Linked DNA regions of Homo sapiens: region 2 is linked to region 1. A link is an interaction called in ENCODE POLR2A ChIA-PET data of the cell type or tissue named here. Cell type or tissue: GM12878. All regions are shown on one strand.

Region 1 (4,000 bases):
CTAAGGCGGGCAGATCACAAGGTGAGGAGTTCGAGACCAGCCTGGCCAATATGGTGAAACCCCCGTCTCTACTAAAAATACAAAAATTAGCCAGGCGTGGTGACGCATGCCTGTAGTCTCACCTACTCGGGAGGCTGAGGCAGAAGAACTGCTTGAGCCCGGGAGGTGGAGGTTGCAGTGAGCCGAGATTGCACCACTGCACTCCAGCCTGGGCGACAGAAAGAGACTCCGTCTCAAAAAAAAAAAAAAAAAAAAAATTAGCGGGGCTTGGTGGTGCAAACCTGTAGTCCCAGCTACTCAGGAGGATGAGGCAGGAGGATCAATTGATCCAGGGAGGTTGAAGCTGCAATGAGCCAAGATCACGCCACTGCACACTCCAGCCTGGGCGACAGAATGAGACCCTGTCTCAAGCAAACAAAAAATAAAAAAGAGAAAGCATCTATTCTCAAAATCACCTGGAGAGAAACTTTGAGAGAAAATGCTCACATTCATTGCAAGAGTTTGAAATAATGCCTCAAAATCAGTTATCCCGAAGTGACATGAGACCTGCATCCAAGAACCTTTAATAAATAGTGGCAGCCAGGCATGGTGGCTCACGCCTGTCATCTCAGCACTTTGGGAGGCTGAGGCAGGTGGATCACCTGAGGTCAGGTGTTCAAGATCAGCCTGGCCAACATGGTGAAACCCTGTCTCTACTAAAAATACAAAAATTAGCCCGGTGTGGTGGTGGGTGCCTATAATCCCAGCTACTCGGGAGGCTAAAGCAGGAGAACTGCTTAAACCCGGGAGGCAGAGGTTGCGGTGAGCCGAGATCATGCCACTGCACTCCAGCCTGGGCAACAAGAGCAAAACTCCATTTCAAAAATAAATAAATAAATAAATAAATAAATAAATAAATAAATAAATAAATAAATAAATACTGGCATAGGCCAGGCACATAGTGGCTTATGTCTTAATCCCAACATTTTGGGTAGCCGAGGCGGGAGGGTTGCTTGAGCCCAGGAGTTCGAGACCAGCCTGGGCAACATAATGAGACCCTGTCTCTACAAAAAATACAAAAATGAGCCAGGGGTGGTGGTGCGTGCCTGTAGTCCCAGCTGCTCAGGAGGCTGAGGTTCACTTGAGGCCCGGAGTTGGAAGCTGCAGTGAGCTATGAACGCACCACTGCATTCCAACCTGGGTGGAAGTGAAACCCCCCTTTCTAAAATAAATAAATAAAAATAAATACTGATGTTGGTTGTTCCTCTCAGTTTCCCTGAACCTCAGTTTTGTCATCTGAAGGATGTTTTGTTATGAGGGATATGAAACGCGACTGTGTGATGGCACCCGGCACGCTGAAGATGCTTTGGAAATGCGGGATGGGTCAGAATCTTAAGTGCTCGGAGTCTGGTGGCCGGGGGCCTCACCCAGCAGGAGGACACAATGGAGACAGCCTCCCTGGGTCATACAGTGGGCTGCACGCAGGTGCAGGCAGGGGAGCCAGGCCTGAGGCTAGGTAAGAGGCAGCACTAGGACCCAGGGGCCACGTATGCAGCAGGCTCCGCCGGATAAGTTCTCAGCCAGAACACAATGTTCTCAGTGTACCCACAGGAAACCCTGAAGAAGAGAACTGCACATGGCCTCTGCTGGGTGTGTTCTGGTCACAGCCTTTTATTCTTTTTCCTAACCTCAGTCCCCACTTTCACATCCTGTAACCTGCATTGCTGCCCCACCCCACCCTGCTGGGCTGGTCCCAGGTCCCAGGAGAGCAACCAATGCAGGAAGTCCAAGGCCTGGCCAGGTTTTACCATTTTCAAATAAGACCCGTTTGCCTCTAACCCTGGTTTCCTGAATCGCAACCCTTTGTGATGGAAACTTGCTTTTTACAGTGCAGAAGGCAGACACTGGGGACAAAGTTGTATTTCTGCCATGGCAAGGATCTTGGCCCACAGGCAAAGGAAACAGCTGATGCCTCATACCACCACCTCCCTTCCTCTCTGAAGGCCGGGTCCCACCTGGGACAGGGGAGGGCCTCCGTCGCTGCTGCCTGAATCAGAGGGAACTTGGAGCTGCCTGGGGGATCAGCGCCAAGTTTGGAGCAGAACATCCTATGATGTGGTTCCTAGTTTTTATTTCCACGAATGCTATAATATGTTGTCCCACCGAGCTATTTTTATTGAATGGAAAAAAAAAAAAAAGCAAACCTCTGCAAAACCAGCAGTCCTCTGTTAGACGGAAGGACAAGGTGAACTTTTCACTTCCTTCCCTGCAGCCTATCAACTCAGTCCGTGGTTTGGTGTCACCCACACTCTGTGCTATATTCAATCTCAATTTTTGCCTCCTTGTTTTTGAAGCTGCAGGAGCAAGGCTCTAAACCTATGTTTCTCCTGCTAGTTGCATGAGGCTTTTAGAAGTGCCTTTTTGGTGAATTCTCACAACAGCAAAATAGAGATCTATCAGCTGCTTGCCAGCTGCAGGCAAAGGTGGGTCTGAAGAGAGTGAACAAGGAGGGGAACCTTGAGAAACCCAGCACAATCCCAGCCAACTTCTGGCAAACTGCACTGTTGGGAGCTCCGCACAGGCTGCATTCCTGCCACGTTAATGAGAGGCCTGGCCATTGAAAATAAGACCCAAGCCGGAGGGGGTGGCTCATGCCTGTAATCCCAGCACTTTGGGAGGCTGAGGCAGACGGAGGACCTGATGTCGGGAGTTTGAGACCAGCCTGACCAACATAGAGAAACCCCATCTCTACTAAAAAAATGCAAAAATTAGCTGGGCATGGTGGTGCATGCCCGTAATCCCAGCTACTCGGGAGGCTGAGGCAGGAAAATCGCTTGAACCCGGGAGGCGGAGGTTGCAGTGAGCCGAGATCACACCACTGCCCTCCAGCCTGGGCAAGAAGAGTGAAACTCCGTCTCAAAGAAAATAAGACCCAGTGCCTCTATGAAGCTCCATGAATAAGGCTCCTTCTACCCTGGCATTGCAGAGTCCCTTTCCAGATGTTGGTTGGTAAAAGGGTTTTCATGTGTCCTAGGCCTGTAGATTCAACTGGGTGCTTCCTAGACTGGCCCAAGCTCAGGGATTCCCTTCTTGGAGAAGAGGTTTCCAAAAGCAGGCAATACTGCTACTCCTGGGGAAGTCTGCTGAAGGCTGGGGGCCCCAAAAGACCTGTGTTCCGATCTTGGTTTTGTCAACTTGATGGAGCCTGTGCAAATCACTTTCCCACTCAAATATTTTCATAACTTTGTCAATAAAAATAACAGCTGGAGGCTGAGCACGGTGGCTCACACCTGTAATCTCAGCATTTTGGTAGACTGAGGAGGGGGGATTACTTGAGGTCAGGAGTTCGAGACCAGTCTGGCCAACATGGTGAAACCCCATCTCTACTAACAACACAAAAATTAGCCAGGTGTGGTGACACATACCTGTAATCCCAGCTACTTGGGAGGCTGAGGCAGGAGAATTACTTGAACTTGGGAGGCAGAGGTTGCAGTGGGCTGAGGTAACGCCCCTGGACTCCAGCCTGGGCGACAGAGCGAGACTCCATCTCAAAAAATAAATAGCTGGGCGCAGTGGCTCACGCCTGTAATCCCAGCACTTTGGGAGGCCGAGGCGAGTGGATCACCTGAGGTTGGGAGTTGGAGCCCAGCCTGACCAACATGGTGAAACCCTGTCTCTACTAAAAATACAAAATTAGCTGGGCATGTTGGTGCATGCCTGTAATCCTAGCTACTCAGGAGGCTGAGGCAGGAGAATCACTTGAACCCAGGAGGTGGAGGTTGCGGTGAGCCAAGATTGCACCATTGCACTCAGCCTGGGCAACAAGAGCGAGACTCCATCTCAAAAAATAAATAAATAAATAAATAAAAATAAATAAATAAAATAAAGAGAGGGCTGGGTTAGAGATTGTTGTTGCACGTTGAATTGTGTTGTCCCCACTCCAATTTGTATTTTGAAGTCCTAACCCCAGTATCTCAGAATGTGACCTTATTTGGAGATGGGTCTTGAAAGAGGTCATCAA
Region 2 (4,000 bases), 190 kb after region 1:
GTATTTGACCAAAAACAAACAAAAACCAGAACTTTTTATATTTTGAGCAAAATAGGTGAGGGAGAGGAGAGGAAAAAACAAACATTTCTATGTTCCCTTCAATGCCCTATGTCCTTTACATTATTATTATTATTATTATTATTATTATTATTATTATTATTCAGAGAAGGTTTCTCACTCTGTTACCTAGGCTGGAGTGCAGTGGTGAGATCATAGCTCACAGTAACCTCAGACTTCTGGGCACAAGTAATCCTCCCACCTCAGCCTCCCTAGTAGCTGGAACTACAGGTGTGTGCTACCATGCCCAGCTAATTGTTAAACTTTTTGTAGAGATGGGGGTCTTGCTATGTTGCCCAGGCTGGTCTCGAACTCCTGGGCTCAGCCTCCCAAAGTGCTGGGATCACAAGCGTGAGCCAGTCCAGGCTGCGTCTGCTGTTGAATCCCCTCAGCAACTCCACGAGGCAGGGATCACCAGCCACTCAGACCCATTTATGGATGAGAAGACTCTGTTTCCCAGGGCTGACCTTGGCTCAGGCAGGGGTGTGTGGTGGAGCCTTGGTGTTGCTCCAGGCCTGGCTCACTGCAAGTTCAGCTGCCCAGGGCTGTAGCCACTCCTGGCATGCCTCCCGCACTGAGATAATGCCCAAGGTGGAAAATCCTGTGTTTTCATCAGTAAGTCATGGTTGAATGTGGATGGGAGCGTGGGTACTGGGGAAGTACAGAAGAAGGTAAGACATGGAGATTCTTCCAGGACCTGCTTCTGAACTTGGGTCAGCACCTCTCCATGGGCCTCAGTTTCCCCATCTGTAAGATGAGGGGATTGGACTCAGTTGTCCAGTGTTGTGAGTCTGTGAAAACGTGCACAGGCAAACAAACAAACAAACAAAAAAACAAAAAACATGCACAGGTACGAGTCCAGAAAATGTCTTGTTAGGTTCGGGATTGTCTTGCTTTCTCTCTCTCTCTCTCTCTCTCTCACATTGCACATTTGGTGTGACTCTGCCACTGTTTCTCTGGAAGGGTGGGCATCCTTGATGCACCCCTGTGGGATGGGTCAGCCTCTAGAGAAAGCTGGGCTGACCCTTGAGGTCAAGCTCCTGCTCCCGCTGCCCATCCTCTTCTGATTCCAGCCATGCCAGTAGAGGGGAGGGTGGATGCCTTCCAAGTCTCCCAGGAATATTTGCTTCCCTGGCGCTGGTGGGGAAGGAGGCCCCTCCCTGCACTATCTCCTCTCAATCTCCTTATTTTAATTTTATTTATTTATTTATTTGTTCTTGAGACAGAGTCTCACTCTGTCGCCCAGGCTGGAGTGCAATGGCGTGATCTCAGCTCACTGCAACCTCCGCCTCCCGGGTTCAAGCGATTCTCCTGCTTCAGCCTCCCAAGTAGCTGGGATTATAGGTGCACACCACAATACCCAGCTAATTTTTTTTTGTATTTTTAGTATAGATGGGGTTTCACTATGTTGTCCAGGCTGGTCTAGAATTCCTGACCTCAAGTGATCCACCCGCCTTGGCCTCCCAAAGTGCTGGGATTACAGGCATGAGCCACCGTGCCTGGCCTCAATCTCCTTTATAGTCTATCTGAGGGGGAAAAAAAGCGAAACTATTTTTTTCTCTTCTACTCTCACTCTGTCAACACACAATACTTCCCCTTTGGTCACCAAAATGTGTGGGGATTTTTCTCTACACACCAAGTTGTTCTCCAGGGGACACCACTTAGCTGTCCCACATTCAATTCAATTCCTACACTGCCTGGAGAGAGTGACACATCGTGCAGGTCAGGGCTCAGTCCCACCAGGCACAGTGGCGAACTGGGAGGCCAAAATGGGAGGATGTCTTGAGGCCAGGAATTTGAGACCAGTCTGGGCAACAGAGTAAGACCCAATCTCTACAAAAAAGCAAAACAATTAGTCAGATGAGGTGGCATGCACCTACAGTCCCAGTTACTTGGGAGGCTGAGGCTGGAGGATTGCTTGAGCCTGGGAGGTCAAGGCTGCAGTGAGCCATAATTATACCACTGCACTCCAGCCTGGGCAAGAGAGTGGGACCCTGTCTAAAAAAAATTAAAATGAATTTAGCAATTTTAAAAAGGGCTCAGTCCCACAAGTCTGCCCCCACCTCAGATGCCCGTCACCAGCCCCAGGTTCTGACCTGTGCTTCTGACCTATGGGCTACAGATCAGGGTTCTCATACTCCCTCCTCAGGTTCAGTTAATTTGCTAGAGCCTTGCAGAACTGAGGGAGACACCTTTACCCATTTATGGTGAAGGATATTTCAGAGGACACAGATGAACAGCCCGATGGAAGAGATGCATAGGGTGAGGTGGGTGGGAAGGGACGTGGAGCCTCCATGCCCTCCATGGGCACCACCCTCCAGGAACCTCCATGTGTTCAGCTGTCAGGAAGCTCTCCAAACCCTGTCTTTTTGGGTTTCTATGGAGGCTTCATTATGTAGGCATGACTGATGAAATCACTGGCCACTGGTGATCGCCTCAACCTTTGGCCCCTCTCCCTTCCCCAGCGGTTGGGGGTAGTTGGTTCCCCTGGCAGCCAGTCCTTATCCTGAGGGTATCCAGGAGCCCCCCAGGAGTCACCTCATTGGAACAAAAGATGCTCCTATCACTCCAGAAATTCCAAGGGATTTCAGAGCTCTGTGTCAGAAGTTCCTATCACTCAGGAAATTACAAAGGTTTTGGGCTCTGGGTCAGGAACTGAGGGCAAAGACCAAATACATATTTCTTCTTATATCACGATATCACAGTCAGTGACACCAACAGAGGCTGCGCTCAGTGGGGCAACCTCTCCTCCTCCGCAGCCCCAGCCTCCTCCCTGACTCTGCCAGGCAGCTAGCTCCAGCCAGGTCCTCCAACACTCCCCTTGTCCTGGAGGGCCAGCCTGGGGCCTGGCAACGCCCAGCTGTTCAACATGAAGTTGCCCCAGGACCCCCAGGATCACCCTGGAGGGGCCCCCATCAGGAGACGCAAGACCCCTGGGCCAGGGCTGAGAGGGCCTGTTCACTTGCTGAGCTGCTGATGGGCAGGTGACGGCCTATCCTGCAGCAGTTAGAGGGCAGCTAGGGAGACGTGGGCTCCTACCTTTCTCTCCCTGCACCCCTTCTCCAGCATTGTTCCCAGCAGGCTTGGGACTCCACTGAACTTGGATCTCTTTGGTTTTGTTCCTTGTCCTCTCCCTCTGCTCACACACTGGGCTCCAAGGAGCCCGTTCAACCCCAGATTCTTGGATTCAGAATCCTGGGATCATCAAATCCCAGAGATGTCAAAGCTCATTTGGTCTGCCCCTTCCTTAGAGCTACACCATCCGGCCTTGACCCTTGGAGATGGGATGTCCACTTGGCTGGGTTTATTGCACCCTTGCTGTATGCAAGGCTCTTTGCTTATCAGGCTTGGAGAAATTGAGTTAGGTGGTGCAAAAGAGGATACAGAGGGAAATAGTGCCCGGCCTGCCTTAGGAAGCCCACAGTCCAATAAAAAAGACACAAGAACACGTGTCTCAGTGTGATTTTTCTCGGGGCAGGAAGGTGCTTTCCCAAGGGTTGCAAACTCTTTGTGAAGGGGTGACGGGGCCTGTGTGACAGTAGGGAGGGCTGGGAATGGTGGTGGTCTGCTGGGTGCACACCGTGTGCAGAGGGTGCTGCAGACCTTGTGCGTGCTATGGCTGGGAGGCAGGAAAGGATTCAAATGAAGACTGGAGAAATAGTTGGGGCTGAACTGTCCAGGCTAAAGTCTGCCTTCTAGTTGGGTACAGATTCATCAATACCTGCTGAATGAGTGCATTCCCCAGCTTAGCCCTGATCACCTGTCACTTGGACAGTTGCAGCAGCTGGCAAACTGGGCTTCTAGCTCCTTCCTTTCTAGCGCTCCTCGTCCACTTTTGTCATAACTACCATGGAGATGGGTGAGGTGGGGTCTTTCCTCTACATAAAACCCTCAATGACTCCCTACTACCCACAGGGTGAAAGTCAAGTTCCTTCACCTTTTG

What was found. Peaks named below come from ENCODE experiments on the same cell type or tissue, not always from the same donor. Only the 100,000 strongest peaks of a DNase experiment are listed, where the experiment ranks them.
Region 2: POLR2A ChIA-PET joins it to region 1 with 6 read pairs; 3 of 35 experiments call an interaction of 5 or more read pairs at or near these places.

The regions. Positions count from the first base shown.
Region 1 is chr10:72,246,558-72,250,557 of GRCh38, reverse strand. No RefSeq gene overlaps it. Among named protein-coding and RNA genes, the nearest start is that of DDIT4-AS1, 25 kb to the left of the region's middle. RefSeq lists enhancers at 1,387-1,486, 955-1,521, 1,522-2,090, 2,091-2,658. In GM12878, no CTCF peak of the experiment used is centred here; DNase peaks (open chromatin) are centred at 1,657 and 2,247; H3K4me3 peaks cover 2,000 bases; H3K27ac peaks cover 3,113 bases.
Region 2 is chr10:72,052,797-72,056,796 of GRCh38, reverse strand. No RefSeq gene overlaps it. Among named protein-coding and RNA genes, the nearest start is that of SPOCK2, 34 kb to the left of the region's middle. In GM12878, no CTCF peak of the experiment used is centred here; a DNase peak (open chromatin) is centred at 1,706; H3K27ac peaks cover 570 bases.